Linked DNA regions of Homo sapiens: region 2 is linked to region 1. The links are chromatin loops, found by intact Hi-C in ENCODE. Cell type or tissue: mammary epithelial cell. All regions are shown on one strand. Links, peaks and the distances in the headings refer to the core of each region. The heading gives the core; the rest is flanking DNA.

What was found. Peaks named below come from ENCODE experiments on the same cell type or tissue, not always from the same donor. Only the 100,000 strongest peaks of a DNase experiment are listed, where the experiment ranks them.
Region 2: it touches region 1 in a loop (3.0-fold over the local background); 1 of 110 quality-filtered maps calls a loop at or near these places.

What each region holds. Positions count from the first base shown.
Region 1 is chr12:88,916,037-88,933,328 of GRCh38, forward strand. No RefSeq gene overlaps it. Among named protein-coding and RNA genes, the nearest start is that of LINC02458, 95 kb to the right of the region's middle. In mammary epithelial cell, for the core only: no CTCF peak of the experiment used is centred there; a DNase peak (open chromatin) is centred at 10,085; H3K27ac peaks cover 2,180 bases.
Region 2 is chr12:88,827,931-88,845,222 of GRCh38, forward strand. No RefSeq gene overlaps it. Among named protein-coding and RNA genes, the nearest start is that of LINC02458, 180 kb to the right of the region's middle. In mammary epithelial cell, for the core only: no CTCF peak of the experiment used is centred there; DNase peaks (open chromatin) are centred at 6,531 and 8,421.

The DNA.
Region 1 (17,292 bases), core at 7,578-12,577:
TAATTTTTTAAAGAGGTAAAGGCCAAAAAATTTCCAAATAAGATGAAAATTATCTCAACAATGTCAACAAAACCCAAAAAGAATAAATATTTTAAAATAATGGCAAGGCACATCAGTAGGATATTTTGGAAAATGAGTAATAAAAGAAAAAAGTTTTAAAGCAGCTGGTGGTGGAAGAGGAAAGAAACAAAATTATACACAAAGCATTAAGAATTAAATCAGGCATCTCACAAGAACTTATGCAAGCTAGAAAGTGGTGACAGCCTAGAATACCTTATCCCCCTCCCAAAAAAAAATCTTTCAAAAATGTAATCAAAATAAACACAGTACTGTAAGAAGTGTTAACGAAAAAAATGTAATCAAAATAAACACAGTACTATAAGAAGTGTTAAAGGAAATTTCTTAAACAGAAAAAAAGATACCCAATAGAAATTTGGATACACAGAAAAATAAAGAAAAGCACAAAAGATAAGTACATGAGAAACAAAAATGCTATCTGACACATAATCCTAATTGAGATTTTAGAACACTCCACCCAACAATTTCAATAATAAATATATTGTTTATAAGTGCACATAAAGCATTCACCAAAATAGACATATTCCAGACTAAAAAATAATCCTCAATGTATGTGAGAAGATTAAAATCACTCAAAGTATATTCTATGACACAATGATATAACACTAGGGGTCAATAGCAGAAAGATCTTTTAAAAATGCTTAAATATATGGATATTAAAGAAGATACTTCTTGACAACCCTTGGGTCAAAGAAACAAACAGAAGGGAAGTTAAAAAATATTTGAACTGAATGAAGATGAAAACAACACATTAAATGCTCTGTGGTGCAAAAAAAAAAAAAGCAGAACTTAGTGTAAAATTTATAGCATTACAGTTTATATAGTTTATATGTAGAAAAATATCAAATAATTTCAACTTTTACCCTAAAAAACTGGAATAAAAAGAACAAGTTAAACCTAAAGAAAATGCAAGGAAAGAAACAGTAAAGATAAAAGTGGAAGTCAATGAAATATAAAATCAACATTAATAGAAAAAAGACAATGAAACCTAAACCTTGTTTTCTGACAAATTCAATAAAATTGGTAAGTTCTAGATGCAATAATCGAGAAGAAAAAGAAAAACTTATGGATTACCAATATCAAAAATGAAAGCAAGGACATCACTAAATCCTATCAATATTAAAAAGGTAATAAAAAGATATAGTGAACAACTTTATACTAATGTATTTTGCATCTTAAAAAGAAACATAAAAGTTTCCTGAAAGATATAAACCATCTGAGCTTACTCCAGAATAAAATAGATAACCTGAAGAATTTTATAAGTATTAAAGAAAATAATTCACGTTACTAAACTTTTCAACAAAAAACTTCACACTCAGGTGGTTTTACTGGTGAATTCTACCAAATATTCAAGGATGAAAAAAAGGTCAATACTACACAAACTCTTACAGAGAATAGAAGAGACTACTTCTCAATTCACTTTATGAGGCCAGCATTATCCTGACACCAAAACCAGGCAAAGATATCACAAAGAACACTACACTAATTTCCTTCATGAAAAAAAAAATTCTTAAAAACTTTTAGCAAATCAAATTTAGCCATAAATAAAAAGAGCAAAGCAAGCTGGGTGCAGTGGTACAAGCCTGTTGTCCCAGCTACTTGGAAGGCTGAGGCCAGAGGATCGCTTGTGTCTGGGATTTTCAGGCTGTTGAATGCCATCATCATGCCTGTAAATAGCCATTAGCCATAAATAAAAAGAGCAAAGCAAGCTGGGTGCAGTGGTACAAACCTGTTGTCCCAGGTACTTGGAAGGCTGAGGCCAGAGGATCGCTTGTGTCTGGGATTTTCAGGGTGTTGAATGCCATCATCATGCCTGTAAATAGCCACTGCACTCCAGTCTAGGCAACATAGAGAGACCCCATTTCTAAAAAATAAAAACAAAAGAACAATATGTGATCAAGTGGTATTGGTCATAGGAATGATAGTTTGGTTTAATATTTTAAAAGTCAATCAATAAAATTAACCATATTAGTAGGCTAAAAATAAAAAGCTATATGACAATGTTTATAAATACAGAAATAGAATTTGATAACATGCAACATCCAATCATAATAAAAATGCTCAAAAAACTAGAATGGAAGAAAACTTTTTCAACGTGATAGAAGAAATTTACAAAAATAACCCTATAACTAACATCATACCAAGTGATGAAAAACTGAATGCTTTCCCCTTACTATTGGAAACAAAAAAGGATAGCTGTTCTGTCCCCTGCTGTTCAACATTGTACTGGAAGTCTCAGCCAGTGTAATGAGGCAATTAAAAATGAAAAGAATGCTGATTGAAAAGGGGGGCAATGAAACTGACTTTATTCACAGATGGCAGGATCTTGTATGTAGAAAATAGTAGGAATATACAAGAAAGCAACTAGAACTAATAAGTGAGTTCAGCAAGGTTACATAATACAAAATCATTATAAATCACAATTATATTTCTAGTTATTTCCAATGAAAAATTAGAAATTTTAAGTAACAAAAATTCTACTTATGTGCAAGACATGTACATTGAAAACTATAAAATATCATGCCCCAAAAATGAAAGAATACCTAAATAAATGGAGAGTCAAAACATGTTCAAAGACCAAAAGTTGCAGTAATTTAGGATGTCGATTCTCTTCCATTGATCTATACAATCAATGTAATTTTAATCAAAGTCCAAGCTTTAAAAAAATTTAACAAGTTAATGCTAAAAGTTATGTGGAAATGCAAAAGACTTAAAACAGCTGAAATCAACTGGGAAAAGAACAAAATGTCAAGACTTAATACTATTTGATTTCAAGGTTTACTTGTTACTATAGTAATAAGACAATGTAATATTGACAAAAGAAGAGATACAGATTAAGGAAACAGAAGATACAGTCCAGAAATATCACAAATGTGGAATCAATTGATTTTTGACACATCTGCTGAGGTAATTCACTAAAGGAAATAATAGGCTTTCTTTCAACAAATGGTATTGGAACCTTTTGAAATCCAAACGCAAAAAGAAATTAGCTTCAAATATTACCTCACACTATTTATAAAGCAATAATTCAAAATGGAGCATAAGACCTAAATGTAAGAACAAAGACTATAAAACTGCTACTAGCAAATATAAGAAAAACTCTTTGTGACCTTTGATTAGGCAAAGATTTCTTAGATAAGATACAAACAGCCCAAACCATAAAAGTTGATAAATTTTCCCAAATTAAATATTTTCTCTTCAATGGACATCATTTTAAAAAATGAAAAGATAAGTGAAGATTGGGAGAAAACATTTGCCAAATATAGCTGATAAAAGATTTTCATCCAGAATTTATAAATAAATCTTATAAACCAATAACAAAAAGACAAAAAAATCCTATTTTAAAAAACAGACAAAAACTATTTTACAATAACAAAGACATGGAATTAACCTAAATGCCCATCAATGGTAGAATGGATAAAGAAAATGTGGTACATATATGTCATGAAATACTATGCAGCCATAAAAAGAACAGAATCATGTTCTTTGCAACAACATAGATGGAGGTGGAGGCCATTATCCCAAGCAAATTCATGCAGGAACAGAAACCCAAATACCACATATTCTCACTTATAAATGGGAGCTAAACAATGAAAACACATAAATATGAGGGGGGGAACAACAGACATTGGGGCCTACTTGAGGGTGAAGGGTGGAAGGAAAGAGAGGATCAGAAAAAAATACCTGTCAGGTACTATGCTTATTACCATTGTGAAGAAATTATCTGTATGCCAAACCCCTCATGATACACAGTTTACCTATATAACAAACCTGCACATGTACCACTGAACCTAAAAGTGTTTTTTATTCTTAAAAATTAAAAAATTATAAAAATAAATAAGATTTAAAAATTAAAAAAATTTTTAAACAGGCAAAATATTTAAATATTCATGTCACCAAGGAAATATATAAATGGCACATAAGCGTGTGAGACATGTTCCAAATCACTAATCATTATGGAAATGTAAAGTAAAACCACAATAAGAGCATTACAAACTCATGGGATAAGTTAATTAAAAAAAAAAATGTTGATTCCAAGTATTGGGGAAGAGAGACAGCTCTTGTGTATTTCTGTAGGGAATGCAAATGATACAGCCACTTATCCAGCAATCTTGATCCATATGATCCAGCAATCTTGCTTCTAGGTACTTATCCATGAGAAGTGAAAATATGTTCACAAGAAAACTTGCATGCAAATCTTCACAACAACTTGATTCATATTATTCCAAAACTTGAAACAACACAAATGTCCATAAACTGTTAAATGGATAAGCAAATTGTGTTACAGTCATACAATATACTACTACTCAGTCACAAAAAGCAATAAATTACAGATATATGCAACAAAATAGATGAATCTCAGAAATATTATGCTAAATGAAAGAAGCTGAACACAAAACACTATTGTGTCATACCGTGTGATTCCATCTGTATAAAATTTTTGAAAAGGCAAAACTATAGTGACAGAAAACAGATTAATCATGGCAGGAACTGCTGTAGAGGCAAAGGGTTGGTGGAGAAGGCAGGAAGGAGACCAGCTTCAGAGTTGATGAGAATGCTCTGTATTTTTATTGGACTAGTGATTACATAGGTGTATATATTTGTCAAAATTTTTCAAATTATACACTTAAATTCTTGACTTTTATTCTATGTAGATTATACTTCAGTAAAGCTGACTTTTTTGTTGCTTGTTTTGAGACAAGGTCTTTCTCTGTCACCTAGGCTGGAGTGCAGTAGTGTGATCACTGCAACCTCTGCCTCCAGTGCTGCTCACTGCAACCTCTGCCTCCCAGGCTCAAGTGATTCTCCCACCTCAGCCTCCTGAGTAGCTGGGAGGGACTACAGGTGCATACCACCATGCTCAGCTAGTTGTTACTTTTTTTTTTTTTTTTTTTTTAATAGAGACAAGGTCTCACACTACATTACCAGGCTGGTCTCGAACTCCTGGGTTCAAGTGATCTTTCCGCCTCAGCCTCCCAAACTGCTGGAATTACAGGCATGAGCCACTGTGCCAGGCAATAAAGCTAATTTTAAGAATACATGTACTGCCTAAAATATCCCTGAGATTGTCTGAAATTGTTTCATATGAAATGTAAGGCTGAAGATATTTAGAACAATGTGAAGAAGCCTCTAAAAAATTTGCAGAAATCGTAAAGAGAAGACCATAAAAATGTGAGACAAAGGAAATCACACAGAATTGAAAAGTTACAAATAGGAAACAAATAAGTGGAGACTCTCGACGAAATCTTTAGAATGTAGGTCAACTTCAAATAATGAGGAAGGGAGAGCAAAACTAAATGATAGAAACACGGATAACCAGGAAAAGAGAGAGAGTGAATGTGAGCAACCCACATTGTCACTAGACAACAGGTTTGTAAAGCTGGTTCTAAAGCAATTTTCTTCCATATTATGTATAGACCCCAGAGGTAGGGTATAGATTCCTCCATGTGAACAGTTCTTGTGCTTTCCTGAAACAACAGAACAAGCTTCAGAGGGCTCCCTCTTTACCAGCTAGCAGCAGAAGAGGGGCAAATCAACAATGCCTAATTGTTTTACAGTTGAATGGGGTTTTGTGAGTGTTTCAGCATTAAAGGCAAGAAACAGTCACTAAAAAGGAAACTTCAAATTCTACCTGCCGATGAGGAAAGGAATGCTTTGCTGAAGAGAAAAGATGTTCAAAAATGGAAATGAGCAATTTCAAAATCAGATATGGTAAAGGAAAGAGTAAAAAGGAAGGAAACATGAAAGGGTTTAGAGAGGAAAACAGGAAAAAAATATTTTGGAAAGCATTTTCAAAGGAAGTCTATATTTCCAAAATAAAAATAATTGGTCTTGAGGATGAGCTCATTAAAATAAGATCCTTAACTAGTTTCTGAAAATAGAAACCACAAGACAAAGCAGAGACATCATGAGGCATGTCTCACCTACTAGGCAGATGGTGAAAGGTAACAGGAACTCTCAGAGCAGAGGTGAGAGACAGGCAAGATAGGGGTTGGAGGTGGCCAGCACTGCAGGGATGGAAGAGGGAAGCAGGCAGGAAAAACAACATACAGTTTCCTAAAGACCACAGTAAAAGACTTTTGGAACTACTTGTCACAAATTCTAGGGGGCCAGGTGAGGTGAGAGAGGGGTTAGAAAACAGCCAGACAGCTATAGTTATGAAGAAATAGTCTGGCAGTTCACATTCTTTCCTATGTCACCTGCACGTCTTAAGATCTGCTGCACCCAATGTTCACACTCTCACATCTTGCCAATTTCTTCCCCCACCCTGTGCATTCTTTTTTCAGTGACACCAAAACTCATGCGTGTTTGTCCCTTTGTACTTGCTATTTTGCCCTTTGCCGTGAATATTCAAGGCATTTCCCTCTCAATTGTCACCTTTTTGGAAAAATTTCCCAGATGTTGTCTCATTACTCCAAACAAGTAATTCTTATTACTCCAAACGAGTATTTTGAGTTGCTATAGCTCTTCCAGTAAATATCATAAAATAATAAGCAATGCTGCCTCTATTGAGCACTTATAATGTTCTGAAACTATAGTTGGTGCTTTACTCATGTTATTCCTAATCTTCATTAAAAAAAATAAGATGGGTGCAATGGTCTTCATTTCACAGATAAGCCATCTGGCCACAGGGAGTTTTGTAGATTGACTGAGGTAACACACCTAGTAACTGTTGAGAACTGAGCCCAGATCTGTCCAGCTCTAGAGAGCACTTTCTTTTCCATTTTGCTGGGCTATTTTTCTCACCTTTGTATTAGACTTAAACTTTGTAATTATTTTTTTGCACATCTATATCTTTTACTAGATGGTGATCTCTTTCAAGTTGAGACATGGTAATTCATCTATATCTTTCCAATGCCAAATATACTGCATACTCCGGGTTTAGTAAATGTTTCATAATACATGAATGAAGAATGAATGAATAATAAATAAATAACTGAGAAGTCTCCATAGTGAGCATGAAAACAAAGCAGTGGATGTCAGTTATATAATTAAGATATGTAATGGTAGCAAACTCTCAAACTCTAATTCAGTGTTTAACTCATTTTAAAAACAGATTTAAAAATAAAACACACAAATATGTAATATGTATAAAAATTCAAGACAATGTAAACCACTTTCATATAAACATTTGCTGCCAGTCTCACTTGTTTAAACTCAGACCTCAACAGAAAATGTCTCCTGCCACATCTGTGCCTACGTCTGAACTTCACTGTAATGCGTCCTTGGTTTTGAAGATGATTCCTTTGCATATTTACTTGATATTTCTACTCGTATGAAACCCCCAATTGTTTACATAGCTATAAATGACAGTGACAGTGAAGTGGATGACTGGGGCAATTAATCAGAAATTTAGGGAAATATAGTGACATGTTTTATCCAAGAAAATAAATGTAATTCTTTACTTAATGTGAATGAGGACTAAGCTTTTTTTTTTCAAATGAGCAGCAAACAGTAGCATATGGTAAGCTGTATTTTTGTTTGCAATATTCATCTCTTTCTCTGTTAGATCGAATATATCAGCCCGATGCTGTCTTCCATGTAGTTTTCATATATTTCTCTGCCTTTTTGACTTTGAGCTTGGCCATGAGACTTTCCTTGTCAATAGCCTGTGAGAAGACATGCTGTTCACCACAACTGAGCATGAGTTTTGGAGACATCATGTGATTCTACCAGCTCTGTTGCTCTTCCCTCCTTGCTATGACAATGGCATGTTCCACAAAGGGGCTGAAATAAGAAGACATGCGGTGCTGAGCCCAGCAGAGCCAAACAAAGTCACGGCAGCTGCAGCCAACCCATAAATCCTGACATATCACTTGTCCAAAAAAATCAAAGTTTGTTTTTGTGAACCACTGAGATTTGGGGGCTATTTGTCACTGCAGGAAAGGTAACTAATAGATAGGAATTTACTGAAAATAAAAGAGCAGTATTATGTTGCTTCCAAAAGTGGGAAAACTAGCCTACTCCCCAATGTTATATGAAATTTTACTCTTGGGTCCCAAACGAGCACTCCCTGTACCCAGAGTTTCAAAGAAATTACTTCAGTTCGTCTCTCTATCAGGACTTTATGTCACTTCAAGAAGACACTGGATTTACTTCCTCCCTTGTTCTCAAATGACAGTGTTCAAAAATCAAAACCAAAACAAACAAACAAAAACCTCCACCTTTTACCTCTTGCCAAAAAATACCAGTGCGTATGAATTTATGCAAGTAGATACCAGAAGTGGTCACCAGGCCACTAGTCTTGCAAACTGCCACATTCTGAAACTCATCCAAATACAAGCTAGGGCACCGTGTTCTATCCTCTTTTTATAGATGAGGAAACTGAATCCCCAAGTGATTACCGTGGTAAGTTTCCAAGGCCACTGCTGTAAGACCTTCAAATTCATGTGTTGAAACCCTACCCCCAGTATGTAAGAATATGACTATATGAAGATAGTGCCTTTAAAAAGGTGACTTCATGAAAATGAGACAGTTAAGGTGAGCCCTAATTCAATCTAACAGTTGTCTTTATAAGAAGAAGAAATTTGAACACAAAATGAGAAACCAGAGAAAGACCATGGGAGGACACAGCAAGAAGGTGGCCATCCCCAAGCAAAGGAGAGAAACCTCCAAAGCAACCAAACCTGCTGACACTTTGATCTTGAACTTCTAGCCTCTAGAACTGTGAGAAAATACATTTTGCTGTTTATGTCACTCGATGTGTAGTATTTTGTTATGGTAGCCTCAGCAAACTAATACAGTCAATAAATTTTAAGTAGATAAATTTTAAATTTAGTCTACAGAACACCAAAGCTTAATTATCTCCACAAACAGTAATTGCCTGCCTCTTCTTAACTAATATTGGCTTATTACTTGTGTTTATTTATGTAGAGGTAGGAGCCTACTGATAATAATAGTTAAGCAGCATTTATTGAGCACTTGCTATGTGTTACAGTGTGAAGAGTTTTGCCTGCAAACAGGCTGGATCAGATTATGAGAAATGGGTAAGCTGCTAAGAAAAGGAAGTCAACTGCCTTTCCAAGTCCTACTCACAATTCCAGATTCAGTTCTACTTCCATTCAGAAAAATTCACTGACTCTAACAGGGATACTCCACCTAAGATTTCCTATGGAGTCCTGTGTTTCTTCCTATGGTGATTCTTATTGAATTTTTTAATTGCTTATACCTGTTTCCATACTGGACACTAATTTTTTAGGTATCAAAAACTGTGTTTTCACTTCTTCATTCTCACCACCTTGCAGAGTACCTGGTACTTTATAAGCATTAAATATTTTTTGTTGTTGTTCTTGAATTGCTGCATTGTAGCTCTTTGTTACCATTTGTTACTAAAGAAAATTGGCAATAAAAGATGATTTCACTGACTTGAATTTTTTTTTAATTAAATGCATCCACCTAGAATGAGTAAAATCTTCCTCTTTTATTCAAAGGAGTAGGGCCCATTTCAATCAGTGCCAAATACTTTTGAGCAATATTGAGGAAATATTTTTAAGAACTACAAAATCTTATGAGTCAGACAGAGAAAAGTAATCTATTTTCATTATATTTTTGCCACATGCAAAGACTTTTGTTATAACACTTTAACTTTCATTTAAAAATCTATCATCACCACTGTAAGTTAGGAAGCAAGGAGTGGTAATGACAGAATTTTAATTTTTTTTCATGGGCTAACATAGCTTAATATATAGATAATCATGCTTGGATAAATACTTGATGAAAGAATGATTGAAGATAAATATCAAATATTTCCTTGCGTCTACTTTGGTACCATAATCCTCTCCAGTGATCTCTCTATTTCTTTACTTTTCTTCACAAAAGATCTTTTTAAGTAAGTTGCCACTTTCACTGTCTCCACTCAACCACTGCCAATTTGTTTTTTCCCCACCCCAGGTAGACTTCCAGTCTCACCCCTGCACGGATATCTCTCCCATGAGGTCATCAGTGACTCCATGTTGTCTAATCCAAGGAATATTTTTCTGCCCTCATCTCTCTTAACTTTCCAATGGCTTTTGACACAATTAACTACTCCACCTTTCTTGAAATATCTTTTATCGTAGTCCTATCTCTTCTGGTTGCCAGTAACAGGAACATGACTCAAACCAACTTATGTAAACACAAAAGGAATTTATTGGCTCTTTTATCCAGGAAGTTCAAGGAATGGTGCTAGTTTAAGGCATCATTGGCTCTAGAGGTTCAAACACATATTATCAGAAACTTATTTATTTTTCTCTACCTCTCAGCTTACATTTCTGCTGTTATCTCAGTTTTTAGGCAGGTAAACCTCACATGGTAACAAAGATGGCTATTGACAGTTCTAGACTTTTATCAATCATCCTTGTCTTTCCTGGTCTTAGTAAACTCAAACACACACACACACACACACACACACACACACACACCACATGCCTCTTTCCTGTGAGTATCAGTGGGAGTAGTGAGAAGGCTTTAATTGAGCAAGTCTCATACCATGCCCAACTGAGAGCAGAGACTTGGGGAGGGTCTTGTGTGTTGGGAGAGAATCAGCTCCACTTAAACTGTATGGATTAAGATTTAAGAAAATACACTCATCTTACACAAAAAGAAAACACACATAGGTACTATAGCTTCTGTAACACTCCTCTCTCTTCTATTGTCCTTGTCTGCTCTTTTTCAGCCTCCTTTGCTGTCTTCAACTCTAAGTGTTGGAGTAACTGAGCTTTGTGCTGGGTCATCTTTTGTTTTCTGCTCACTCTCTCTTCCTCACTGTTGTCTAAAACGCTTCTAAATCCACAGTTTACATCTACTTGTGAAGCTGCTGACTTCCCATGTTTATAGCTACAGAAGCAACTTCCCCCGAGTGCCTTCTAACTGCTTATTTGAAATAAGCAGTCAGATTTCCACATGAATATCTATATGCATTTCAAATTTATAATAGTGTTCTTGTTTTCCGCCCAAACCTATTATTTTCCTGAGTCTTTAATATCTCTTTAAATGGTGCCAGCATCCATCAGTTGCTTAATCCAAAAATGCAGAAAACAACCTTGTATTCTATTTTTCTCTCAATTCCCATATCTAATTCACCAGCAAATTACACGATTTATGACACCAAAATATATCTCAAATCCATCTTTTCATCCGTTCACCAACACTGCCATCACCCTGTCTAAGCCACCCTAGTCTATCACTCAGATAACAGCAATAGCCTATTAAATTAAATTGCCTTCTTGCTTTTACTCTTCCCCTTCACTATTCCAGTTTTGTACTGAGCAATTGAAGTGATCTTTCTGTCATCTCTTACTTCATCTTTTTAAAGTTTTATTCACTATATTACAGCCATGCTGGTCTCTTTTCTGTTTCTTCAATAGGCCAAGCCATTTTTTTTTCCTCAAAATCTTTGCATTTGCTCTTTCCACAGCAAAGAATGCTCTTCTCCCAGTCTCTGTACTTTTCAGTTCTTATCTTAAATAGTCTGTCTTTAGAAGGGCCTTTCTTTACCACCTGTCTTGGTCATCTTGGACTGCCATAACAAAATACCATAAACTAGGTGGCTTATCATCAACAGGAATTTATTTCTCACAGTTGTAGGGGCGGGAAAGTTTAATACCAAGATGCCACCAGATTTGGTGTCTGCTCTGGTAAGTACCCACTTCTTGATTCGCAGGCAGCAGTCTTCTTGCTATGTCTGCACATGGAAGAAAGAGTGAAGGAGCTCTCTAAAGTCTCTTTTATCAGGGCACTAATCCTATTTATGAAGGCTCTGCCCTTATGACCAAATCACCTCACTAAGGCCTCACCTCCAAATACCATCACATTGGGGATTGGGTTTCAGCATATTAATTTGAGGGGCGCATAAACATTCAGTCTACAGGACCACTCTATGTAAGTTTATTTTCTCCTTAACTTACTTAATTCATCACCCACTGGAAAGAATGCAAGCTCCCTGAGCATAGAGACTTTTAACTGTTTTGTGTATCACTAAATTGTCAAAACCTACAACAGTGCTTAGGCATTAAAAATCTATTTGAATGAGTGAAGATCCCCATTTATTCGCTTCATGGCATTTGTTAACAATTTGTCAGTTCCTTTCTTATTTGTTTACTCATCCAGTGGTTATCGTTTTTACTAAAATGTAATCCCTAAGAAGACATGGAGATCTCACTCTATCTTCTAGGCTTGATTCAGTGCCTTGTACTTAGTGGACACTTAATACAATCTTGAATGAATAATTGAGTCAATACTTATTAGTGATTGCTCCCTGAACTTAAGCAGAGATCATTCCTAAAAATGTTTTCTTCATGACTCTCTCACTTCAAAAGAAGAAATCAAATCATACCACGCATGGGATGCCTATATCTTGGTCAACATTTGCCAATTTGAAATAGTTAATTAAATTGTTAATCATCATGACTAAATTTGAATATGGCTAGATGCAAATTCTGTAAAAGAGTATACAAAGGCCTTTACAACCAGAGTCCTGCCTTCTTAGTCTCTAGACTATAGACACCCTCCTTCAGTATTCAGCATCTTTTTTTGCATTTTGTTTCCCTTCATATAGTATCATTTCCTTCATTTCTCTATCTAGATAATTTCTATTTACCTTATGCATAAATGTTCATTCTACAGAAGACTTCGTCAAATTTTTGCTCTTCTCTCTTCTTTGTTTTCACAACCTTTTACATATTTTTATAACATTTATTACATTGTATTTATATATACATACGTATGTGCAAGTGTGTGTGTGTGTGTGCATCTCTTATCTTTTAACTTATGTATCTTTCTCCCTTCTTAGACTCTGAGATTCTGAAATTCTGGCCTTTGACTTACTCATTTTTTTTTTTACTTCATATAATTACTGTGTAATTATATGTGGCATATAGTTGGTCCCAACAAATGTAGTTGAATGTGGAATTAATGTTGCTGTCAAATTTTATGCAAGATGAATCAGTGATATTTCTTGTAGTAAAATTTGTTGTTGAAGAGGCAAAAATACCATCAACTTATATTTTTCATTTCTGTTTTTTTCAAACACTTCTGCATAACATTATTATATATCTCATGACATATATAAAAATAAATTATCCCCATATCAGACTGAAGCAAAGTCAGGTTAAATTATCAGTCTACGGTCAACAACTAATAATTGGCATTAAAGATAAAAAACTTGGGTCTCCTAACTCCTAGCCATATATTCTTCCAACTGTACCAGGTATTTGTTTTCAACTTGGATTCATGACAGAATCATTAACACTTACACTGATATGATAGTAATTCTAAAGAAGAAACCAGTTACCAAACAGGAAAAATAATGTTCAAGTTCAATAATAATCGAAGAAAAAATTCATATAGTTTTTGCTTACAATAGTAGCATTAAAATTGTACTGCTGTGAAGAAAGTGTGATAGAATAGGTATTCTCTTTTTTTATTCATGGGAATAAGAATTGATTGAAAATATCCTTTGGAAAGTAATTTGGCTGTATTTATGAAGAAATATAAACCATTTAATACCTCATAAGCTCTCTTCTTGGAATACATTTCATGGTAATAATATGAGAACTAACTTTATGTACAATAATATTTATAATAAATAATAAATACTACAGCATTGTTCAAAATAATGTTAAAAATTTTAAAAACTAAATTTCCAACAATGCGGCATAATTAAGTGATTTGAAATATGAGTAACAACATATAAAAAATTATTTTTGGTAAGAAGGAAATCCTTATTTTATTTTTAATGAGCTATAAAATAATATGTTTCAATAATCTCATACTTAATAAAATATTCATAGAATGAATCAAAAACATATAAAAATGTCAATGGCATTTTTCTTTTGTGGGTAGAATAGAGAATTTTTGAAGTATTTATTTATATTGTACAGAAAATTAAGTAAAAATTATATACTATTTAATCTTTTTCAATACAAAACAAGCTATAAAACACCACAGCAGCATAGGTTCCAACCGAAGCTTTAAAGATTAAAGAAATAATAATTTTCCTTTTGTCTAAGAAATTTGATTGCTCATTGACACTGTGGTCGTTTCCGTGGGAAAAAGATGGGTTAAATTATGAAGCTAGAAGGGAAAGTCAGGGGTATTACTGGGACATAAGGAGGCCTGAAGGCCATGGAAAAATAGTTAAAGATTTCTGAGCTGCAGTGTAAGGCATGCAATCATCTCCCCAATGACCTTAGATGACATTCAGAACAAAATTTTCCAACCAAGTTATTAACATATACTATTCTTTGCCTCTTTTCTTACACGTTACACCTTCTCCTATCTTTACTGGTGTTCATATTAAACCATCTAAATTTTCTATATAGTTCATTTTTGTAATTTCCCTTTACCCCAAATGATTGGTACTTATCACATAGTAAACTCTTGATAGTTTACTGAATCGAGTTTACCTAATTCAATTCAATTATTAAGTAAATTTGATTCAATACTTGTCTAGTACTTATCTATGACTTCAATAAGGTTTCAGAGGAGGAGATGATGAAAGCAGGTTTTTAGGAAGGCAGATGTGGTGATGTTGCATAACATAATTCAAGTTCAGAAAAGCTGGATTTAAGTCATGGCTATAGTCACTTAGGTATGAAGGGCAGCATGGAGACTGACCAGTCAAAAGTGAGGCTCTCTGAGGGCTGAAGCATGAGTTCTGGGGGGCAGGGGTCTGCAGGAGGGCCAAATATAACCCCTTAAGCTGCTGGATCATGTGAGGTTGTTGCGGAGGTCTCAGGAGAAACAACAGGGTAGTGGGTACTTAAGGGCTCAGGGCAGGGGCTGATGAAGGTGCTTGAACATTTCAAAGTCAGTGCAGCCATGTGAATGTATACCATCTGATATCTGCAATGAACAGAAAGAATGGTTGTAAAGAGCACTTGAAGAAAATGAATTAGGAGACGGTAGCAATGGGTTAGAGAATGATAATGTAAAAAACAAAAGTATTGAAGCTTCTTGCATGTGTTGGAGCAAATATTGTTCCTCTTAACAAGAAGATAAAAAGAGCCAGTTTTAATGGTTAAAAAAAAAATACAAATGGTTTCAGATAAGCTTAAGTTTGAGATGATAGTAGGATATCTAAGTGGAACTAGTTAAAGGAAAATTGGAGATATATTACTTAAGGGAGGGACTAGTCGACATACTAAATAGAGAGTAACTTCCAGCCAAAGGTAGTAAGCCACAGAGAGAAATCCACTAGAATCTGAAAAAAAAAGAAGAGGAGAGATCTTCATAGAAAGTGTCACATAATGCTTCAATGAGGACCATTGGATGAGTTGTATTCTTTCTATTTTTCTGAAGTTTCCATATTTTCTACAAATGAATGATAGTTATGACCGAAATTATAGTTTCCACCCTATCATTCCTTTTATATATGGGGAAAATATTTACTTTTGAAATTTGATTTTATTTTCACTAAATAAATTATCCAGAGCAGTATACCTCAAGGTGTAAGCTAAACCACAGGGCTAGCAAATTAAAATTATTTTGTTGTTTCAATCTTTATGAATTAGGATCTCAGTGGTCACTGCCCAGGAATCTGCATTCTCTACAACCTTGCTAGGGGATTCATACGCACACTAGTTTGTGAACCAATGACCCAGAGCACAGCAGCAGGGCCCTAAGAACATGTCCTTATCTCTTTTTGCATTGATACTAATCAGTGTGCATTGCTTTCATCTGCAGCTTAGGGCGTTTCTCTGCTTCACTGAGCACAGAGATTTCCTGAGCTCCTAAATTCTTTGAAATATTTCTACTGTGGTCTTGCTTGAAAGAGATTACTCAGTAAACCATTTTGGTTAATGTGTTCCAGGTAGACTTAGATAAATCAACGGGACCATTAAAATCTTTCACCTTCTTTAAGGACAGAGTTTTGAGTTTTCTTCTTGACATCTTTTTTTCTTAAGCCTTCACTTGGTACAAACTGACTTCTTTATTTTTTTATTTTCTCTATCAATAATGGTCATAGGAGGTGCAAAAGCAAGCCTAGTGTACAGAACCATGTATCATTGCAAACAGTAAGATGACCTTGCCGTAGGATGATGTCTGCCTGCTTTTAAAGAAAAAATGAACAATCAGTGTTCAATGACTTTATAGACACACACACATTGCACATAGCCTTTGTTTCCACGGGAGCAAAATTAACAAGATAAGAACTTTTTTTAAGAGTTATGGTAGATCATTAAAACGTATGTAATTCCTGCTTGGAAAAAAAGATTTAAATTCAGATTTTTTAAGCAGGTCATTAAAATGTGTAAAATCATCCTCACTGAGAGAAGAAGGCTTTAGGGACATGGTTATCACACTGATTTTTTTAAACTAGGTTTCCCTTTTTTCTCCACTCAAATGGAGATATTCTTTTGAAGATTAAAACACTTTTTTGAAATAGTATAGTTTAAAACTAAAGGGCAGTATTAAAATCACATATCAAGCTATGCTAACAAATAATGTGAACGGTTATTTTCTCACATGGATGCCCTCTAGCAAGATCAGAGACAAGGTTATATATTTCCAAATGAAACCAGTTAGCTTCAGTATCCAGCAGTGTGGTACTAATGAGGCTGAGGTCAGGGTTCAGTTTCAAAACAAGTTGGTTAGTGTGATAAGAGCGATGGCCTCACCAACCTGGCTGTGCAAAGCATGAGAGTCACCTGGAGATTTCTATTTTGTTTTGTTTTTTTTTATTTTTTGTTTGTGTTCTGAATTTTGGGGCCTTAGTCCAGACATACCAAATCAAAATTTCTGAGAGTGAGGGAAGAAAACTATATTTTTAGAGAAATCCCCAGGTAATTCTCATGCCAGTCAGGATTTTGGAATCAATAATCTCAGAGCCAGCCCAAGCAAGAGGCAACGCAGCATGACTGCTTGCTGGCCTTTACAATTCAAAACTGCAAATTCTAAAACTGCATCAATTGAGAACTCTCAAATTCTCCAGGGAGTTTGTCCTTTGCCTCCATGGATTCGGTTCCTTTGCAGAGGCCATGAATTCAGGGAAATTTTAAGCTTTAATGATAAGGCTTTCTTAAAAATAGCCCTTCTACATGCCTCCTTTCATGAGCACTTCACCGAGATTTTAAATGCTGACAGAACTCACCTTTCCTCACAAACACAGACACATAGGAGAAACCCTAGCTTGCCCTTGGAAATGAACATTGATTGCAAATTCAAGCTTCTGAAACATTCCACTCTGAGTGTAGTGATCATTCCCTCTGAACATATCCAGATAGGATTCTGGAG
Region 2 (17,292 bases), core at 4,077-9,076, 92 kb before region 1:
AATAATCTCCAGGGACAACTGTAATTGTGCATGTACACATAGAGGCCAAATGGTTTCCATTGTAATCCTTAGTCAAAAGAACCAACCTGCATGATCTATATAGCAACATTGAAAGCATTAACAATTCAGTTCTGTCCAAGAAAAGTTTATTTAACATCTAAATGACGCCAGGCACTGTTCTCACCTTAAAAAAGAAAAAGAAGGAATGAATAAAAGACACAGTCTCTTTCATCAAGCAGCTCACAAAGTAGTGAGTAAAGCAAATAAATTACCAACTTCATAATTTGAAAGCTATTTCTATGTTTTTATACTTATTTAGTATTGCAAATTTCAAACAAAACATTTTTAAGTTTCTTGGTACAGCTGATTTAAGATGGCAAGCAATAAGTAAAATTAAAATGCATTTAAAAAATTAACAAGTATAAAATATAGATAATGAAATTTTCAAATTTTTTCAAATTGGTAACATTTATTTACTTGTTTTGAGGCATAGTCTCTTTCTGTCACCCAGGTGGGAGTGCAATGGTGCCATCTTGGCTCACTGCAACCTCTCTGCCTCCTTGACTCAAGTGATCCTCCCACCTCAGCCTCCCTAGTAGCTGGGACTATAGGCTCATGCCACCATGCTTAGCTAATTTTTAAATATTTTTTGGTAGAGACAAGTTCTCACTATATTGCACAGGCTGATTTCAAACTCCCAGGCTCAAGTGATCCCCCTCCTTGGCCTGCGAAAGTGCTGGGATTACAGGTGTGAGCCACTACACCTTGCTAAATTGGTAACATATTTCTGAACTTATTAAAGCTTAAGGAAAAGAGGAAGTCAAATTGTTCCTGTTTGCAGATGACATGATTGTATAATTAGAAAACCACATCGTCTCAGCCCAAAATCTCTTTAAGCTGATAAGTAACTTCAGCAAAGTCTCAGGATACAAAATCAATGTGCAAAAATCACAAACATTCTTATACACCAATAACAGACAGAGAGCCAAATCATGAGTGAACTCCCATTCACAATTGCTTCAAAGAGAATAAAATATCTAGGAATCCAACTTACAAGGGATGTGAAGGACCTCTTCAAGGAGAACTACAAACCAGTGCTCAACGAAATAAAAGAGTACACAAACAAATGGAAGAACATTCCATGCTCACAGATAGGACAAATCAATATCATGAAAATGGCCATACCGCCCAAGGTAATTTATAGATTCAATGCCATCCCCAGCAAGCTACCAATGACTTTCTCCACAGAATTGGAGAAAATGACTTTAAAGTTCATATGGAACCAAAAAAGAGCTCCCATTGCCAAGACCATCCTAAGCCAAAAGAACAAAGCTGGAGGCATCACGCTACTTGACTTCAAACTATACTACAAGACTAGAGTAACCAAAACAGCATGGTACTGTTAACAAAACAGAGATATAGACCACTGGAACAGAGCAGAGCCCTCAGGAATAACACCACACATCTACAACCATCTGTTCTTTGACAAACCTGACAAAAACAAGAAATGGGGAAAGGATACCCTATTTAATAAACGGTGCTGGAAAAACTGGCTAGCCATATGTAGAAAGCTGAAACTTGATCTCTTCCTTACACCTTATACAAAAATTAATTTAAGATGGAATAAAGACTTAAATGTTAGACCCAGAACCATAAAAATCCTAGAAGAAAACCTAGCCAATACCATTCAGGCCATAGGCATGGGCAAGGACTTCATGACTAAAACACCAAAAGCAATGGCAACAAAAGCCAAAATAGACAAATGAGATCTAATTAAACTAAAAAGCTTCTGCACAACAAAATAGACTACCATCAGAGTGAAGAGGCAACCTATAGAATGGGGGAAAAGTTTTGCAATGTACCCGTCTGACAAAGGGCTATTATCTAGAATCTGCGAAGAACTTAAACAAATTTAGAAGAAAAAATCAAACAACCCCATCAAAGAGTGGGCGAAGGATATGAACAGATACTTCTTGAAAGAAGACATTTATGCAGCCAACAGACACATGAAAAAATGCTCATCATCACTGGCCATCAGAGAAATGCAAATCAAAACTACAATGAGATATCATCTCACACCAGTTAGAATGGCAATCATTAAAAAGTCAGGAAACAACAGATGTTGGAGAGGTTGTGGAGAAATAGGAACACTTTTACACTGTTGGTGGGACTGTAAACTAGTTCAACCATTGTGGAAGACAGTGTGGTGATTCCTCAAGGATCTAGAACTAGAAATACCATTTGATCCAGCCTCCCCTTTACTGAGTATATATCCAAAGGATTATAAATCATGCTGTTATAAAGACATATGCACACGTATGTTTATTGCGGCACTTTACAAAATAGCAAAGACTTGGAACCAACCCAAATGCCCATCAGTGATAGACTGGATTAAGAAAATGTGGCACATATACACTGTGGAATACTATGCAGCCATAAAAAATGATGAGTTCATGTCCTTTGTAGGGACATGGATGAAGCTGGAAACCATCATTCTGAGCAAACTATCGCAAGGACAGAAAACCAAACACCACATGTTCTCTCTCATAGGTGGGAATTGAACAATGAGAACACTTGGCCACAGGGTGGGGAACATCACACACCGGAGCTTATTGTGGGGTCGGGGGAGAGGGGAGGGATAGCATTAGGAGATATACCTAATGTAAGTGACGAGTTCATGGGTGCAGCACACCAACATGGCACATAGATACATATGTAACAAAACTGAATGCTGTGCACATGTACCCTAGAACTTAAAGTATAATAAAATAAATAAATAAATAAAGCTTAAAAGTGTACTAATTCTTTTGGAACAGCCAGTGTACCTTGGAATATTTTTCCACACCATTTTTGTATCAGTCTAAGTTATGCTGCAGTAGCAAAATATTAGTGTCATGACACAACAAAAGTTTATTTCTTGCTCATACAAGTGCAACATGGTTCACCAGGGGCTCAGCTGATTATAGTTGCTCAGGGTCCCAAGCTAATGGAAACTCCTTCTTGATACACGTCCCTACAGTTGACCAAACAGTGACAAATAGGAGTGTAGTAAATTAAACACTAAGTTATAAAGCATTTACAGTTCACATTTCAATGCCCCGAACCAGTCACATGCCCATCCCTGTCAAAGGAAATGAGGATTGCAACTGTGCCATATTCCTGGAAAATCAGAATATATGTGAACAGCCCTAACAGCTTCCAAACAACTCCTTTTCTCTTCTTCAAAAATAGCCCTCTTGCATGTGTTATATCTCCTAAGTTATCTTCTCTGAAATTCCTCACATATATGTTTTTCACTATATTTGGTGTTATTTTCTGTAACCTATTCTCCATATTTCTGACTTTTTCTGTTGCACTTATTCCATTTTTTTGGTTGTTTCTAGAATGTTTTTCATCATGATGATATTTTTGTTTCCCCCTCATTTCTTGAGTTTTGTAAGAATTATTTTCATTCTTTTACGTGGTCTCATGATCATTTTTTTGTACACTTACATGACTCTTGATTTTTTTTCATTTCTTTCTTTTAAGATAAAAATTGTTTTTACAATTCAGTACCATAGAACTGTATGATTTAACTATTCTTGTGTTATCCAGCTGCCTTTTGCTCATGTTCCTTCCCTCTATTCTTGCTTGCTTTCAGTCTGTTTTTTTTCTCTATTTCTTTTCACACATAGCTCCCATGATAGTATCTTTCTGACTATTACTGAACTTTGAATGGTGGTGGGACTTTATGTTGAAAAGTTTGGGGATTTATTTCAAACACTACTCTCATCAAGTAAGTTATTTCCTTCACCCTAGGAGCAAATGTTCTCTTAGATTGTTAAGTGTAGCAACCTGGATCTAATAGTCTTTTAAAACTTCTTCAATCCTCCTCCCCACTGGGCTATGTCCTTTGGCAGAGAAGCTTCATCATGGACAATAGAAGTGGCATGTGCACCACCATGGTTTTTCCTTTCAGTGCTCCCTGTTTTATGATTCTGGGGTGTCAAAATTGATCTAATGGGGCATTTTAATTTAAAAAATGTTGTTTATGTCCTTTGGAATATAATTTGGGGGGACTTATTTCTGCATGTTCTTTTTTTCAGTCTAGGCGTGCTTTGTAACATGAGGTCAGGAATTATAGCAATGTCTTGGTATTAGTGAAGATTTTTTTAATTTGTCATTATTTATTATTTTAATAGGTTTTGAGGTAGGAGGGTGGAGTAAAATTGCCTATTACCCACTGCCTTAATTACACATTTTCATGTGTGTGTGTGTGTGTGTTTATATATCTTCTTCACAGGACAATGACCTATTGAAGGCAGAGCTATTACTTATCTTTTTCTCTCCAGCGCTGAACATAGTGGGTGCTCAATAAATATTTTTGAATCAAAATGAATTTAATTTCTATATATTTTATTGTCTATATCACCACTACTAGAAAGCCACATCCATCCATTTTGTGTTGCTTTTGGAAGAGAATCATCATTTCTTGTTGCTGAAAGCCAATAGATTTATGTTGCAACTCAATTTCTAGTGCTTATAAAAACTTTATTTCACTTCTACTAGGTAACTGAAAAACAGAAGCATTCCAAGAAGTATTATCAACCACAATATTAAGTGAAAGCCTATCACTTCAAGTCAATAACTATAGGAATTCAATTTGCCATGTATACCTATACTTATACCTATACCTGTATCAGCACTTCTCATGGTGATTATACAAGTGGTACAGACACACTGATGGCCAAGCATGGAAGAAGTTGGAAAGCTTCTTTCCTCTGATAAATTAGAATTCTCCAGAGAAATACAGCCAATATCATGGTTCTGCTATGAGAGAGAGAGAGAGAGAAACAGAAACATGAGAGAGAGGTGGAGGTGGGCAACAACTTTAAAGTATGCAGGGCCCGCTGGAGGCTGGAGACCCAGGGAAGTATTGTTGTTACAGTCTCAAGTCTGAAGATAATCTAGAGGTGGAGCTTCCTCTTCCTTGGGTGACTCTAGTCTTTTCTCTTTGGCCTTCGACTGATTATATGAGGATTCTCTTATTATGGAGGGTAATCTTATTTTCTCAAAGTTTAACTGTTTAAGTGTTAATCACATCTAAGAAATACCTTCACCACAACAACTAGGCTGGTGTTTAACCAAAAACTGAGTACCACAGGCTAACCGAGTCAACACAGAAAATTAGAAACCACATCTGGCATGCTTAGGAGAATTACAGATTAGCATCAATAGACCTGGCTTGAAATTCAAGTGCTGATGTGTCACATTAAGTAAACAAGAGGATTCTGTGCTATTTTATACTATATAAAGTGTCCCCCGGAGAGAAATGCAGAGGTCAAAGTCTCAAGTGGTAGTCTTTGTTGTGGTATCCAGATTTATTCTGCTTAATAAATATGTTATTGTAAAAAAATTATTGATAACTTAAGGCATCCAGAAAGTAGCACATTTATGGAAAATGGCAACATCATTTTTGGAGCTGAGCCCGCCTTTATCATCTTAATTCCCACACTTTAGATGATGGATAATTTAGAACTCACTCTTATGTGTGCTTTGGTTAAATGTTGAGATTTATAATGTTTCATAATCAGCCTGTAAAATGAGTCTCAATTTCACATAAGCTGAATGAGGACTAAAAATCAAGCAACAAATATGAGGATTATTTCCATTACACCCCCTTTGAAAAATGACACTTTGCTGCCATATGAAGGGTTCTCTAAGCTTTAATACTGAACAGAGATTTAAAAGGATTAACATCAACCACCTTCCAGTAAACACACAAAATGCATTTCAACATCTAGTATTTCATCTTTATTTGAGTACTTTCAAATTGTAATGCTCTAGTCATGTAGAAAGACTGGCTGGCATTGTCTATTACTGTTCCTACTAAGTTATTCACAGTTCTGTGGTGAACTTTTTTCAGCAAGTTTTTCAGGTCTTTTGTTTCAGCTGCTGGTTTTTGTCTTGCTTACATTAGTTAGTCAGATTTATGGTGCTGTATGCAGGGGTTCCCACCATGCATGTCATTATTACTAATGTGTCTCCCTTTAGCAAACCATGTTTATAACTTAGCCAATTAGTTGCTTTGCCCAACTCTTTGAATTCCTAGGACTTACACTTCACTGAAATAGCACTTCTTATTGCCAAGGCACTTTGTAAAACACTTGACTCTATTTTCATGTATACCTATTTTTAGAGCCCACAGTGGAATTGAACAGACCTGTTTCTTGATTGCTTATTTTGCCCAGACATTTATTTGGAAGATGTTCATTCTTTTTGGGCTTCCACAGATGCCCCATTTGTTCATTCAACATCTTCTAGTGCACCAAATATGGACATGACCAGCTTGCTCACAGATGAAATAAAAGTTAACACTTTATTACCATGAAAGTAGTTGCAATGTTGGTCCTGTTAATACACAAACTTTTGCTTTTAGTTTCCTCCAACTATGTGGAGTACTATCCTTGCCCTTCAATGACAAAGTATTTCTCGCAATAACTTTCAAATGAGTGATCATGACTCACTTTTGCACAGGGAAAAATGAAATGATTTTATCTTTAAAATAAATGATGATCAAGGATAATGATGATGCCATAACCCAGTTTCTTTAGGATGTCACAGATATAGTAAGATTTGAGGGATGCTGAAAACCTGCTTGCTTCAACATGTCTCCCCATTAACCTGGTCAGTGCCTCATATATCATCTTGGGTTATTTGACATGTAAAAAAATATATTCAGAAACTACAACGGGTTAATATTCTCATCCATGAATGTATTGTGTCACAACTTCATGAAGAATTCTATGATGTCTTCAGACAAAGTATAACTTCTTAGAACTTTTTGAGTTGCCTACATCTACTATTTTATGGAACTCATTACATAATTCAAGTTTTTGTATTTATTTTTATTATGTCTATCTTATTCAATTTGACTGTAAAGTCCTTGAGGGTAAGGTAGATGTCTGAAGTTTTCTTTAATATGCTCCACAGTAAATAGCAAAGTATTGTGCATATTGTGGTTGCTCAAAAACCTGTTGAATAACTGGAAAAAAGACATATTAATGGTGATTAGCTTATTGGTTTAGCTAGGGAATAGAGATATAGGTACAGAGATAAACATAATATGATGGTAAAAAAAAATCTAGGTTGCTGTTATGAATGTTAGTCTCCAGTCAAAGTGATAAAAATAATTGATTGAAGTAGAACTTCCTGGATGACAGAGTAAGGACCTTGCTAACTCTTCTCCATTAAAAACAAAGAAAATGTTATCAAAATTATCAAAATTAACCATTTCAGAACTCTAGAAATTAACCAAAGGCATACAACAAAGTAGAAAATGTTTAGCAAAACTATTAGATTTTTATAACAAAAATAGAGTCTGTGGCATTTTATTTTGGGGATATTTCCATCCCAAACCCAGGTCCATGGCATGGTAGCTCTCCTAACCATCAGCCTTGCACCCACCGGATGCAGCTGATCCATTTTGGAACTCTGCAAATTATACCATTCCCCAGAGTGTTCTCTGTATTTGACTATACTTAGAGTTCTCTGGAAAAGTCCCATTTCCAGGGCATTGTTGCTATTTAGCCTGACTTGGGGGTCAGCTCAACAGAAAAGCCTCATTTTCAGATCATTGTCAAAAACAAGTACAATTATCTGCAATAATTAATATTACAACTGCTTAAGATTGCAAGTATCAGTTGGTCAAGAATTTGCAAGGAAGATCTAAGCAATGACACAACCCTAAAGGGTTTTGAAAAGCCTCAATCCATTACTAGCGATCTAGAAGTCCTAGTACTTGTATGCCTGCGCACGTGCTCAGGAAAGACTGAATGGAGCACTAGTTATTTATTCATATGGGGTGACTTTGGTGAACACTGCAAGCAGGAAGTGAAAGCTAATGCAGATGTGTAAACTGATTAAACTTTGAAGGTGTGCCCCCATGTACGCGTATCCCTTAGAACAGTGTGGAAGATTTAGTGGCTCAAAGAAATATTTTGCCCAATCACTGACTGATCACTAGGCTATGCTGACCTGGGGTGAATTCAATAAATACAGATTTTAAAATACAAGCAATGAAGTAAATAAACTGATAGAAAAATAAGTGAAAAGCAAATATTTCATTGGCTACACACTGTGGGGAATATATACCCTACAGCATTAGTCTTGGAAAGTCAGTAAATAAACAAACAACTGCAGCAACAGCAACAACAACAAAACAGCACTAACAAAAGGGGGTCTGATTTGAGAATTGCTACAATATACAGACAATTTCCATTATACAGAGATTTCATACTTTTGAATTTCCCTACTTGCTAAAATCTATTTGTAACTCCAAAATCAATACTTGAAGTACTTTCACAGTTGTTCACATGACTGTAAATGTACAGAGTGATGAAAGGTTTGAGTACCCAATGTGCAAGTTCTTAGCTGAGATCAAAGACGACATTCTCTGCATTCTTATTTTACCTCTCATACAAAGATGGCCACAGGATTAAGACAGTAGTAGGGCAGCCTCAGGCAAGTCACTTAACAATTGTGAACCTTGTTCCTTGTTTTCTCTTTTGCAAATTGTTTTTAAAAAGTCTGTCAGGATAAATTGTTTTCAGTTGTCAAAATTCTAATCTATGTGGTATATATAATGTGTGCATGTGTGTGTGTAAGCAGAAACACACACACATATGTGTGTGTATATATATGTGTGTGTATATATATACATGTATATATACATATATATGTGTGCATATATATATGTGTATATATACACACACATATACATATATCCCACAGGAGCTATATATGTGTTATTGCCCACGTGGGATATATGTATATGTGTATATATATACATTTAGCCTGTATGTATATGTATTATACACATATATATACATATACATACATATACACATATATATACACATACATATATATGCACATATATACACACATGTATACATACACACATATACATATATCACACATAGGCAATTATATATATATACACACACATGTATACATATATATATACACACACACACACACAAACACACATATACATATATCCCACAGGAGAAACAATACAATATTCTCTAATTCAGCATTTGCAGTAACTTTATAGAGCATAACTACCATAAATAAAGAGAATCAACTATATTATCTAAATTCTTCCTTTCAATCAAAAATCAGAACATGAAATAAACAGGAAAATACAGCACATAACAGAAAAAAGCAAACAAACAAAACAGTCCACAGAAACAGTCTTTGAGGGAGTCCAGATGCTGCACTAAAAGAAACCATCTTAAACCAGGTTCAATAAAAGAAAAGTCAACAAAGAGAGAGAAATTATAGAAACACTAACCAATAGATATTTTGGACTTAGAAAATATAAGAACTGCAATGAAAAATTATGTAGAAGGGTTTGGCAGCAGATTTGACCTGGCAGAAGAATCAGTGAACTTGAAGTTAGAAGAAATAATCAGTAAACTTAAATATAAATTAATTGAGATTCTTCACTCTTAGGAACACAAAGAAAAATGAATGGAGAAAAATTAAAACAGAGAACTGTGGGACACCATTAAGTGTTCCAGCATATGTAAAATGGCAGTCCTAGAAGGAAAGGAGTGGGAAAAAGACATAAAAAGAAAAATGTTTGAAGAAATGATGCCCCAAAACTGTTTAAATTGATTGGAAACATTAACCTACAAATCCAAAAATTCAATAAACAACCTTTGAGCAGGAAAAACTCAAAGAGCTCCAACCCAGACACAACATAGTCATAGTGCTGAATATCAGTGACACAGGCAATATCTTGAAAGCAGTAAGATAAAATAACTCAAGTGCTCCTTGATAATATTAATAACTGACTTCTCACAGAAACCAAGAGCAGCAGAAGGTGGAATAATATATTTGAAGTGTTGAAAGAAAAAGGTGGTCAATCAACATTATATATCTAACAAAACTAATCTTCAAAAGGGTATTAGTCCATTTTCACATTGCTGTAAGGAAATACCTGACACTGGGTAATTTATAAAGGAAAGAGGTTTAATTGACTCATAGTCCTGCATGGCTGGGAGGCCTCAGGAACACACAATCATGGCATAACACAAAGGGGAAGAAAGGGCCTTCTTTACAAGGCATCAGGAGAGAGAGAGAGAGAGAGCAAAAAAAGCCCATTATAAAACCATCAGATCTTGTGAGAATTCACTTATTATCATGAGAACAGCATGGGAAACACCACCCCCATGATTCAATCACCTCCCACCAAGTCTATCCCTCAACACATATGGATTACAGTTTGAGATGAGATTTGGGTGGGGACACAGAGGCAAGCCATATTATTCCACCCCTGGACCCTCCCAAATCTCATGCCCTTTTTACATTTCAAAACCAACCATGCCTTCCCAGCAGTCCTCCAAAGTCTTAACTCACTCCAGCATTAACCCAAAAGTCCAAGTCCAAAGTTTTATCTGAGACAAGTCAAGTCCCTTCTCCCTATGAGCCCATGGACTCAAAAACAACTAGTTACTTCCTAGATACAATGAGGGTACAGGTATTGGTTAAATGCTCCCATTTCAAATGGGAGAAATTGGCCAAAACAAAGGGGCTACAGGCCCCATGCAAGTCCAAAATCCAGTGGGGCAGTCATTACATCTTAAAGCTCCAAAATGATCTCCTTTGACTCCATGTCTTACATCCACGGCATGCTGATGCAAAAGGTGGGATTCCATGGTTTGGGGCAGCTTCAGCCCTGTGACTTTTCAGGATACAGCCCCCTCTCAGCTGCTTTCACAGGCTGGCATTGAGTTTCTGTGGATTTTCCTGGCACACATTGTAAGCTATCATTGGGTCTACCATTCTGAGATCTGAAAGATGGTGGCCCTCTTCTCACAGCTCCACTAGACAGTGCCCCAATGGGAACTCTCTGTGGAGCTCCCACCTCACATTTCTTTTTCACACTGCTCTAGCAGAGGTTCTCCATGAGGGCTCTGCCCCTGCAGCAAACTTCTGCCTGGACATCCAGGCATTTCCATACATCCTTTGAAATCTAGGTGAAGGTTCCCCTTCCTCAATTCTTGACTTCTGTGCAACCACAGGCAAAACACCATCTGGAAGCCACCAAGGCTCAGGCTTTGCATCCTCTGAAGTAACAGCCTGAGCTGTATGTTGGCTCTGTTTAGCCACGGCCTGGACACAGGGTGCCAAGTCCAGAGGCTGTACAGAACAGTAGAGGAGGCCCCTGGTAAAGGAAATCATTTTTCCCTCCTAGGCCTCTGGGTCTTTGATGAGAGGGGCTGCAGTGAAGGTCTCTGGCATGCCCTGGAGACATTTTCCCCATTGTTTTGGCAAGTAACATTTGGCTCCTCATTACTTATGCAAATTTCTGCAGCCAGTTTAAATTCCTCCCTAGAAAATGGGTTTTTCTTTTCTATTGCATCATCAGGCTGCAAATTTTCCAAACTTTTTTGCTCTCCTTCCCTTTTAAACATAAGTTGCAATTTTAAACCATCTCTTTGTTAATACATAAAACTGAATGCTTTCAGAATAAACCAGGTCACATCTTGAATGCTTTCCTGCTTAGAAATTTCTTCTGCCAGATACCCTAAATCATCTCTCTCAACTTCAAAGTTTCACAGATCTCTAGGCTAGGGCAAGGGCAAAATGCCACCAGTCTATTTGCTAAAGCATAGCATGAGTGACCTTACTCCGTTCCCAATAAGGACCTCATCTCCATCTGAGACCACCTTAACCTGGATGTCATTGTTTACGTCACTGTCAGCATTTTGGGCTAAGCCATTTAACAAGTCTCTAGAAAGCTTCAAACTTTCCCACATTTTCCTGTCTTCTTCTGAGCCCTCCAAACTATTCCAACTCCTGCCTGTTACCCAGTTCTAAAGTCACTTCCACATTTTTGGGTATCTTTATAGCAGTGACCCATTCTTTGTGGTACCAATGTACTGTATTAGCCTTTTTTCACCCTTCTATTAAGAAATACCTGAGACTGGGCAATTTATAGAGGAAACGGGCTTAATTTACTCACAGTTTCATATGGCTGGGGTGGCCTTAGTAACATACAATCACGGTGGAAGGAAAAAGGGAAGCAAGAACCTTCTTCACAAGGCAGTAAGAGAAAGAGAAAGACAGAGAGGGCAGAGAGCAAAGCAGGAAGAGCAAAGGGAGAAGAGCCCTTATAAAACCATCAGATCTCATGGGAACTCACTATCACGAGAATAGTATGGGGGAAATTGCCCCCATGATCCAATCACTTCCTACCAGGTTTGTCCCTCGACGTGAGGATTACAGTTTGAGATGAGATTTGGGTGGGGACACAGAGCCAAGCCATATCAAAAATGAAGAAATCAAGACATTTCCATATAGGCAAAGACTGAGATAATTTGTTGTTTGCCCAACTTTTTGACAGAAAATTCCAAACACAGCCTTTTAGGCTAAAAAGGAAGGATATCAGATGGTAACTCAGCACCACACATAAAAATAAAGAGCATGAGTAGAGATATGTAAACAGAGAAATATTAACTTTTTCTTATTTTAAAAGACAACTGCATAAAACAATAATTATAAAATAGTGTTGATAGGCTTATAAAATATAAACATTTAACTTGTGTGATGATCATAGCACAAAGGAGGAAAGAGAAAAGAAGCTTTATTTGAGCAAAGTTTTAATACACTAGTGGAATTAATTTAGTCTTAATCTGAGGTAGATTGTTTTAGGCTAAAATGCACATTGTAATCTCCAGGGCAACTACCAAGAAAATAAATATAAAAATATAGTTTAAAAAAAAAACAAAGAAGAGAGTGAAACAAGATGGTGAAATAAAATGTTCCACTGATTGTTCCCTCCTCAGGAATACCAAATTTTATCAACTATCTGCATACAAAAAAAGCACCTTTAGAAGAACCAAACATCAGGTGAGCAATTACGATAACAGGTTTTAACTTCATACTGCTAAAAGAGACATTAAAGAGGATAAGAGAGACAGTCTTGAATCACTTGTGAACCCAGAACATTTGAGACAGGTCTCAGTTAATTTAGAAAGTTTATTTTGCCAAGGTTGAAGACGCACCTGTGACACAGTCTCAGAAAGTCCTGATGACATGTGCACAAGGTGGTAGGTGTACAGCTTGATTTTATACATTTTAGGGAGACATGAAACACCAATCAATATATGTAAGAAGTACATTAGTTCAATCCAGAAAGGCGGAGACAACTCAAAGCAAGGTCCCCCACTAGGGGCTTCCAGGTCACAGGTAGGTGAGAGACAGATGGTTGCATTATTTTGAGTTTCTGATAAGTCTTTCCAAAAGAGGCAATCAGAATATGCATCTATCTGTGAGCAGAGGGATGACTTTGAACAGAATTGGGGGCAGATTTGTCCTGACTGGTTCCCAGCTTGAAGGCACCCAAGGTTCTTTCCTCCCACATTTCTCGCCTTTTCTTTTTAAAATATTTTGGAGAAAGCATTTAACAAGAAAATGAATCCCTGGTCTCAAGTTTCATATGATCTCTCATGGCTAGGATGGTTTATTTCTAGATGAATAGGTCCTGAAAGCTCATTTTTAGCACACTGTAAAGTCTCATGTCCTGTGAAGAGAAAATAGTGGAAAGGAAGGAAGAAAAAACAACAACGAACAAAAGAACAATCCTGGGAGAATCAATATAGGTCACATTACTCTGAAATCCACATATTAATAGGCAGGTATAAAAGTGACTTACGTATGTAAACAGTTTACCTTTTTTTTTTTTTTTTTTGAAGTTTAAGTTGTCTGGCTTTAGTTCCTAGGGTTTTAAGAAAGCACAACTTAGTATTCAGTGATTCTAAATTAAAAATAAAAAGAAGAAAAAAATTGAAAACACTATTTTGAAGACTTGTAGCCAAGAAAAATTAGAATGTGGTCCAAACTGTAGAAAATAATAAAAATTAGAAAAAACAAAACAAACAACATTTGGCAAGGCTAGAATCTAAAAACAGGTGTAAATCATCTTAAAACATAATTTTCTTTCTCTCTCTAGATTCCCAGTTTACTAAAGACAAATCATGGTAGGGCTGGTTTGCTTGTTATAATTAGCCTAATTACTTGTATACATTGCAGCAATAATAATTATTTTTTCATGGGCTTTTAAATTGGCTTTGATGGAACTTGTTTCATAGGAGGATCCTCAAATAAGACTTTTGAAAGCCAAGCCCAGCCCAGCCATGGAATTGTGCCATCAAATACCCATGAGTTGGGTGAATTTCCTCTCCTCTTGAGGTTCCAAGATAAACCTGGGGCTTCTGCACCTTTCAGAAAGTGACATTTGTTTGGGAGAAAATATAGGGAAGAGAACAAGTGTCTCTGCTGGGTCATCCAGAGAATTCTTCTAGATCTCATCCAAGACCACCAAGGTGGTACCTCTATGAGTCTTCAAGAACCATGGCATTACTGAGTTTGGGGCCCAAATTCCTTCGAATACCTGGACAACCTTGCCAAGAAAGATGAGCACAGGTTGTGAAGTCCAGATTGCAAACACTACAATAAATACCTAACTCTTCGATGTCCAGCATCAAAATCATTCAGGAAAACATAACATCATCTACAAGCATCAAAATCATCCACGAAAACATGACATCACCAAATGAATTAAATAAGACACCAGGGATCAATCCTGGAAAAACAGAGATATGTGACCTTTCAGACACATACCTGTGTCTGAACATAGCTGTTTTGAGGAAATTCAAAGAAATTCAGATAGCACAGAGAAGGAATTCAGAATTCTATCAGATAAATTTAACAAAGAGGTTGAAATAATTAAAAAAAATCAAAGAGAAATTCTAGAGCTGAAAAATGCAATTGACATACTGAAGAATGTATCAGAGTTTCTTAATAGCAGAATTGATCAGGCAGAATAAAAAATTAGTGAGCTTGAAGACAAGCTATTTGAAAATACACAGTCAAAGGAAACAAAAAAAAAATAAAGAAGAATGAAGCATGCCTACAAGAACTAGAAGATAGCCTCAAAAGGGCAAATCTAAGAGTTATTGGCCTTAAAGAGGAAGTAGAGAAAGAGATAGGAGTAGAAAGTTTATTCAAAGGGATAATATCAAATAAGTTTCCAAACCTAGAGAAACATATCAATATTCAAGTACAAGAAAGTTATAGAACACCAAGAAGATTTAGCCCAAAGACTACTACCTCAAGGCATTTAATAATCAAAATCTCAAATATTAAGGAAAAAAATGACCCTAAAAGCAGTTAGAGAAAAGAAACAAATAGCATACAATGGAGCTCCAATACTTCTGGCAGCAAGCTTTTTAGTGGAAACCTTACAGACCGGGAGAGACTGGCATGACATGGTGACTGAAGGAAGAAAACTTTTACCCTAGAATAGTATATCTGGCTAAAAAAATATCCTTTAAGTGTGAAGGAGAAATACAGACTTTCCCAGACAAACAGAAGCTGAGGGATTTCATCAACACCATACCTGTCCTATGATAAATAATAAAGGGAGTTCTTCAATGTAAAAGAAAAGAACATTAATGAGCAATAAGAGATTATCCAAAGGTACAAAATTCACTAGTAATAGTAAGCACACACAAAAAACACAAGACATTATAACACTGTAACTACTGTTTGTAAACTACTCTTATCTTAAGTAGAAAGACTAAACAATAAACCAATGTAAAATATAACTACAACTTTTCAAGATACAGACAATGTGGTAAGACATTAAGAAAACACAAAAAGTTAAAAAGTGAGGAGACAAAGTTAAAATGTAGAGTTTTTCTTTGTTTTCTTTTTGCTTCTTTTTTAGTTTGTTTGCTGATGCAATCAGTATTAAGTTGTCATCAGTTTAAAATAATGGATTATAAGATAGTATTTGCAAGCTTCATGGTAAACTAAGGTAATCAGTATTTGCAAGCTTTATGGTAACCTGAGGTAACCATGGTAATCTAAAAACATACCATAGATACACACACACAAAAAAGCAAGAAATTAAATCATGCTACCAGAGAAAATCACCTTCACTAAAAGGAATACAAGAAGAAAAAAAAAAAAAAAAACAAGCGAGGACCACAAAACAGCCAGCAAACAAATAACAAAATGGCAAGAATGTCCTTATTTATCAATAATAACATTGCATGTTAATGGACTAAACACTTCAATAAACGACATAGCATGGCTAAACGAATTTAACAACATTAACAAAAAAAAAAAGACCCAATGATTTTTTCTGTTACCTATAAGAAACACTACCTATAAAGATACATATAGACTGAAAATAAAGGGATGGCATAAAAACCGAGCAGTACAACAGAACAGAGAACCCAGAAACAAATTTCTGTATCTACGTTGAACTCATTTTCAACAAAGGCACCAAGAACATACATTGGGGAACAGACGGTCTCCTCAATAAATGGGGCGCGGAAAACTAGATATCCATACGCATAAGAACGAAGCTAGACCCCATCTCTTGCCATATACAAAAATCAAATCAAAATGCATTAAACACTTAAATGTAGGACCTCAAACAATGAAGCTACTAAAAGAAAACACTGGGGAAGCCATCCAGGATATTGTTCTAAACAACAACTTTATGAAGTAATACCCCGCAAGCCTAGGCAAACCAAAGCAAAAATGGACAGGTATAGCTCCGCCCAAGAGGGTGGGGCTCCTGCCTGCTGCATAGAGCAGGAGGCCTGTGTCTGCGGCCATGGCTTGGGCAGCTGCAGTGTACCCGGGGAGCTCCCACCCCAACTCAAAAGGGGTGGGACTCTCATGGGCCCCGTGGAGTGTGCAGCCGTAGCGGAGCTTCCCTGCTGCAGCTGGTGTGATGGCAGCAGCCACTACCATCAGTAACACGTGACCAATTCTGACAATGATATAAGCAAAAGTGATGTGTGTAATTTATGGACCAAACATTTCACAGCCAATTTGAGATCCTCCTCAACTCTCCCTTTTTTTTCCCAACAAACATTCTAGATGCTGGCTGCTCTTTCATACTGTGTCCCTGAGTGCCTACAAAGGCAAATAAGGGCACCCACAAAGGAAAGTAGATGATAGAAATGGTAAGATCGGTCATTTTTCATAAAATGAGTTATATTGGGTTTACATAAGTTATCTAAATTTGGAAATAACTGAATCTGATTATTTGATTAGCTTCTCAAATAAATGAGCTGTATCATCATTTCAAGGGTATATTTACTTATTTTGGCACATACTGATAAAAATATTTCTTAAGAATCAGACTCAAGCTAACAATATAGGATGAAATAAAAGTGATACATGTAAAGCTGGTTTGTTACTCAAATAAACACTAAG